Regions from separate parts of the Homo sapiens genome. Here region 2 is linked to region 1. A link is an interaction called in ENCODE POLR2A ChIA-PET data of the cell type or tissue named here. Cell type or tissue: PC-9. All regions are shown on one strand. Each heading gives the region's core, and the rest is flanking DNA. Links, peaks and the distances in the headings are about the cores only. Region 1 overlaps MYCBP2 (MYC binding protein 2). Region 2 holds the start of LOC124903185.

Region 1 (2,928 bases), core at 103-2,602:
TTTTGACTTCAACAGAGGAGTAAATTCATTTTGCAAGGTGTTTGCTTGTATTGTAATATAAATACTTTTTCTTTTGCACAGATTGCCACACTGAAGGTCAAAATATTTTATTCACTGATGGAGAATATATTAATCAGATAGCTGCTTCAAGAGATGTAAGTATCCTGAATCTTAAGTAGCTAGTGTAAATGGAATTCCTTTTCCTTAAATTATTTAGCTTTTATTAGATAGACTGTAGAGCCTTGAACGACCTCTTTATGTAATGTAATGCTGTGGATGTTTTATTTTTCTTAGGATGGCTTTGTTGTCAGAATATTTGCCACAAGCACTGAACCTGTTCTACAGCAAGAATTGCAACTTAAACTGGCTAGAAAATGCTTACATGCCTGTGGTATCTCACTATTCGATCTGGAAAAGGACTTGCATATTATAAGTAAGATAGCAAATTAAGTGTTTTCCCTATATTTTAATTTTCAATTTTTCATACTCTTAAAAATGAACATTGTGTTTTCACCAGTTCAGCTTATGTTGTAGCAGCTATTTTGTGTCTGTTACTATTAATATAAAGGATAATTTTGAATTAATATGAATAAATAACTGGGAAACACAGTCTTTAAACAAAGTATGATATTTGAAGACCATTCTAAGGAATTGACTAATAATTTCTCTTTTTTGCTTTGAATAGAGCAAAAGAAAATAAAATTTAATGAGAATTATGGATGGATATTGGTGAATGTCATTAGTTTATATGCTGCATCATTTTTCAACTATTTAAAAATTTGAAAACTTACGTTGTAAATGTTATTACAACAATATACATAGTTCTCTCGTTGAAATTTTTAAAGTTTTTACTTGAATAGATTTTCAAGGTAACTATAGAATGATCTCATAGATTGTCAAAATGGTAATTGGCCTTACACACGGATCAGTAATCTTTCACTTGGATAGAGAAATACAGATAACCACAGAGTATTTCTTGGGCTTAGATTATTTACTTTTGTAATGTTGTAAAAGTAATTAGGATCATGAGTTCTCCTGAGAGTTTTAGTTTTGGCTTGCCATGCCACTCCAGGTTTAATAGTGACCTTCCGTAACTTGTAGGGTTCTTTGCAAGATCCATCTTTTTTGACTGTTATCTCATTACATTTCATAAACTTGGCATTAGTGCTTTACTTTCTATATTCTAATTATGTAGTATTTTTATAATTCTTCCCTAGAAAAATCTTGAATTGAAATTACAGATTTAAAATTTTTAAAGCCCATAAACTAGTTAGTAGTTTGTATAGCTGGACAAAGTCATAAAATGTACCATATGTAAAGCTACAATTACTCATAGTTTTACAATTTGAAAATATGCATAAGGATCTGTGTGTGTATATGCATATTTACATATATATATATTTGAATTGATGGAGTAGCTATATAAGATGTCTTTCTGTAGAAAAAGACATAGGCAGAGAATCTGAAATACTTTAATTCAAATATCTGCATGGCATTGTTCCAAGCTTGAATGACTCTGTGTCTGGACTAACCTCTCCAACCTTTATATATGCTTATTTGTAAACCAAGTGGTATAGTTGTGAGAATCAAATGAGATAAATTTTGTGAATTGTATAATGCCTGGTACCTAATAAACGCTCAATAAAACTTTGAGCATTTATACATTAATTCAAGGAATATTGCTGACATTGAATTTTTAAATTTTTTTGTCGTATATTTAAAAAATTAATTTGGTACTGGTTTGGAACAAGAGAAACAGATTATGATAACTTTATCTTTCCTTGGAGTACTATACCTATGGTTAATATTTTTAAAAATTTGAGCACATGACATTTTGTCATCCTTGTTTTTTAGTGATTTTGAATTGACATTGCAATCACTTAAAATAGTGCATGTTGTATTTAGAATTCTTCATATTAGAAATGCAATAGTATTTATTAGTCTCGTATTTCAGGTACAGGATTTGATGAGGAGTCAGCAATTCTTGGTGCAGGACGAGAGTTTGCGCTAATGAAAACAGCAAATGGAAAGGTAAATTATTCTCTTTGGATTAAAAATGAGCATTCTCTGATTTAAGAGATTAAAATACAATCTGTTGATTAGTTTATATAGTTTGCATGTTTAAGAAGAATCATCTTTTAAATTTTGATTTAAAATTATTTTTTATAAGATAAAATTTTATTCATGTAGGGAACAGTACAGGCATGCCTCATTTTATTGTGCTTAGTTTTGTTACACTTCACAAATAATTGCTCTTTTTACAAATTGAAGGTTTGTGACAACCCTGAGTTGAGCAAGTCTGTTGGCATCATTTTTCTAACCGCCTGTGCTCACTTTGTGTCTCTGTGTCACACTTTGGTAATTCTCGAAATATTTCAGACTTCTTTATTATTATTATATCTGTTATGGTGATCTGTTATCTTTGATGTTACTATTGTAATTATTTTAGGGTGCTGTGAATTGTGCCTATAGAAGACAGGAAACTTAATGGATAAAAGATATGAAAAAGCTATTATGAACTGTGTCTTCTTGGCAAAATATGTGTATTTCTTGCTCAACTCCCAGAAGCTGAATAGTGTAAAAAAGAGTTTGTTTTTATGTGAATTTTATTTTTCAATAAAATATTGATGTCCTTTTTTTTCCTCATGTGAAACCTGATGCACTATTCCAAAAAGTACCATAATTCCTTTTTTTTTTTAATACATAAGATATATTACACTGGCAAATACCAGAGTCTTGGAATCAAACAAGGTGGTCCTTCAGCAGGAAAATGGGTTGAGCTACCAATTACAAAATCTCCAAAGATAGTACACTTCTCAGTTGGACACGATGGCTCTCACGCCCTTTTAGTTGCAGAAGATGGGAGCATATTCTTTACAGGATCTGCTAGTAAAGGAGAAGATGGAGAATCAAGTAAGTTGAGTGATC
Region 2 (2,928 bases), core at 317-2,816, 160 kb before region 1:
CCCCCAAAACCTATGGAAATAAAATATTTTAAAACAGTAGTATTCATAATAATTTTACCCTTAAAATAAAATAAATAAAAAAGAAACATCAATTTCCTTCTCTCAACCCATTCTTCCACAAGCTCCTATATGCTTCCCGCGTGATCCTGTTGTGGAGGTTGCAAATTCAAGTGTATTTTCCAGGAGTTGTTGAAATATAAATTAAGCAAGGAAACAAACAAACAAAAAAACCAGAAGCTAATTGTTGTCCTTGGCAAAAGAATTATAGAACTGCATACAGGTGTGATCTCAGAGCTGCAATGCAAACAGCACATAAACAAGCTATTTGACAATGTCTAGCAAAGACCAAGAAGAGCATTTCTATAAGAAGATTCAGAGTATAGGGCCAGCAGAGGGCTGTGGGCCAATAAGAAAACCATTACAAAGCAGAGTTTGCTTTAAGAAAGTTATTTCTCTGCAGAGAAATAACTAATGGCCCACAGCAGGGGCAGAGAAGTAACTTTGTTACAGCAAACTCTTCTTTTTTAATGGTTTTCTTATACTTGCACATTTAACCACGAATGTCCCCTTACCTGACCGAGGCTTACCTGGCCTGTCCACCTGCAGTGGTCACCCCCACCACCCACTGGCTCTGTGTGGAAAAGGCCAAGACATTTTTGCAGAGAAGAACAGATGGGTGCATATGGCCGTAGGCAGTTCCGTCTTCCCAGAAGAACCAGCTTGTTCTGGCAGAAGGGTTTGGAAAATGAACTGAAGGAACCACTCTGTTCAGACAAAGCAAAAACATCACCATTTCTCCTTTTGTATGCATAATTGGAAGCTACATGTCTTAATCCTGTTGATTAAAAAAAGCTGGTAAACAGAGTGTGTTGTTTTTCTGGGACCAGCTGAGAATAATTTCATTAGATCTCATAGTTAATAAACTGGGTTGTAGGGGATTGAGGTGGGAGGAGGTAATCTTGTTTCACTAAAGAATATTTTAAGTGAAGCAAATTTGGTCAGAGATGCTATTAAAACCCTTTCAAAAACAAAATATCCTCAGCCCACTAGCCCAGTTTGACCCATGAGAAAGACAATGGTTTTAGAGACAAAACAAAAGCAAAATGTATGCAATTACCTTATTATTTTTATCAAATCTAAGCTGCTTAGACCGCCATGGTTTGCTTTTTTCCCTCTCCATATCAGGTACATATTGTGGGAAACGTGGGTAGTTTACCAAAAGGCATACTAGGAAGTATGCAGTTGTTCAGGAAAAATCACATTCTCTAGTGAGCTCCGAATAAGAAAGTGTCCTTCCTAACTCCTTTACTTATTTGCTTTTCCAGTTCGTTACTCAGCACTTCATCACTGACCTCAGGGATGAGGTTGGCTTGTTTGCAAATGGACAGATGTCCCTCATTTGACCTGGTATGCCTGTTACAAGAAAGGCTAGAGAATATGAGACCAAAAGAACATAGGGGATCAATCTTGAGTGCAGCTCCTCAGAATCTGCTTAAGGCAAGCTAGTGGACAGGCGGAAGTCCAAGTTGACAAACACTTTGAGTTCTGCTGTACCCTAGAACGGTGGGTCTGGGAGGGCAGCTGATGTCATAACACCCAAATGTGAAGCAGAAAGCAAATGTATATAATGTGGGGTACAGTTCTTTCATGGTCTGGCTTGCCCCAATGGTAAAGCTATAGCATACATAGCTATGAATATTAGATATTCATATACGTTAATATTATTCCTTTAGGCCAGGTTTTAAATATTAAATAGTAAAATGTATTCATTTTGTTCTTCTAAATGGAGTTTTTGAAAATGATTAAGTAGTAGGATCTTCAGGGTTAAAATTTGGGTAAGAAACCTGGTGTGGCTAGTCTATGGGTCTAACTAGTGGCAGATCAATAGGCTTTCAAATACACTGAAACTAAAGATTATTTTCTAAGAGTGTTGAAGAGCTAAACTAGGACTCCTGGTTACCAGGCATCTGCATGAAGGGAGCAATAAAGCATTGTCATTGTGAGGTCAGATCTCAAGCTACCAGCTAGGCATCACAATATTGGCGTAGCATATTACTTAAACAGAAAAGACAGAGTCCTAGTAATACTATATTTTTATGTTTCTCTAAAATAGATTAAACAATACTACACTTTTTATTTTTCTCTAAAGCAGATTAAAATGTCTCTGCTGTTATTTCATTCTGATTGTGTGTGTGTGTGCGTGCGCGTGCGTGAGAGAGAGAGAGAAATGGAGCAAATTGAGCCCAGCAAAAGCAAGTGTCTTGATCAGCAAGGTAACAGATTGAATTTAATACACTGGAGTTTCTTCATTCTAAAATTTCTCTACAAGATGCCTAAGCAACTAGGCAAATCAGTTAAAATCCGTGATTGATATCAAGGAGGGCAAACCACAAACAGATTGAATTTTCACTTCCCACCAGACACATGCTTCTGCTTAAAAAAGCTACCAGTAAATCATATCAATTATCACATGTGAAAACTGGTACTCATGTTGCAATTTCAAAATTTCTTCTAAAGATAAGCCATTCAGCAACAAGATCTGCAAATTTTCTGATACTAAAAGATGGGAAAAATTATATTTTCTTCCATACAACACGAGACAGAAATCACTTAAACTCAAAAAAGACAGGTCTGTGATGCAATCAGATTATCTTAATTGTATAAGCCAAATGTTTTTCTGTTGCATTATAGAAGCAAAACAGCAGGACTATTGCTTTTGCATGTTCATAGGTCAATATCAGCTCCTTAGGGATGCTGATGTGAGCATGTAATAACTTTAAAATCAGAAAAGTTGTTCAATCTTCTACCGAAGGAGAAAAAGTAATGACATTTTGAACATATCTTCTCTACCATACCAGGTCAGCCCTCAGATATATTTTGAATTGTATTTAAAATTGTTTTCCACAAAAGTTTATATGGAGCATTCTA

Evidence for each region. ChIA-PET counts read pairs that join two places held together with the same protein. Peaks named below come from ENCODE experiments on the same cell type or tissue, not always from the same donor. Only the 100,000 strongest peaks of a DNase experiment are listed, where the experiment ranks them.
Region 2: POLR2A ChIA-PET joins it to region 1 with 16 read pairs; 2 of 35 experiments call an interaction of 5 or more read pairs at or near these places.

What each region holds. Positions count from the first base shown.
Region 1 is chr13:77,261,156-77,264,083 of GRCh38, reverse strand. MYCBP2 (MYC binding protein 2) reads left to right here. Exons shown (of 83, transcript NM_015057.5): 9 at 82-155; 10 at 295-433; 11 at 1,955-2,031; 12 at 2,709-2,913. Among named protein-coding and RNA genes, the nearest start is that of MYCBP2, 64 kb to the left of the region's middle. In PC-9, for the core only: no CTCF peak of the experiment used is centred there; no DNase peak of the experiment used is centred there.
Region 2 is chr13:77,416,450-77,419,377 of GRCh38, reverse strand. It overlaps LOC124903185, which reads right to left and starts at 1,737. Exons shown (of 3, transcript XM_047430828.1): 1 at 1,118-1,737; 2 at 588-764. The coding sequence starts at 1,180. In PC-9, for the core only: no CTCF peak of the experiment used is centred there; a DNase peak (open chromatin) is centred at 1,277; H3K27ac peaks cover 414 bases.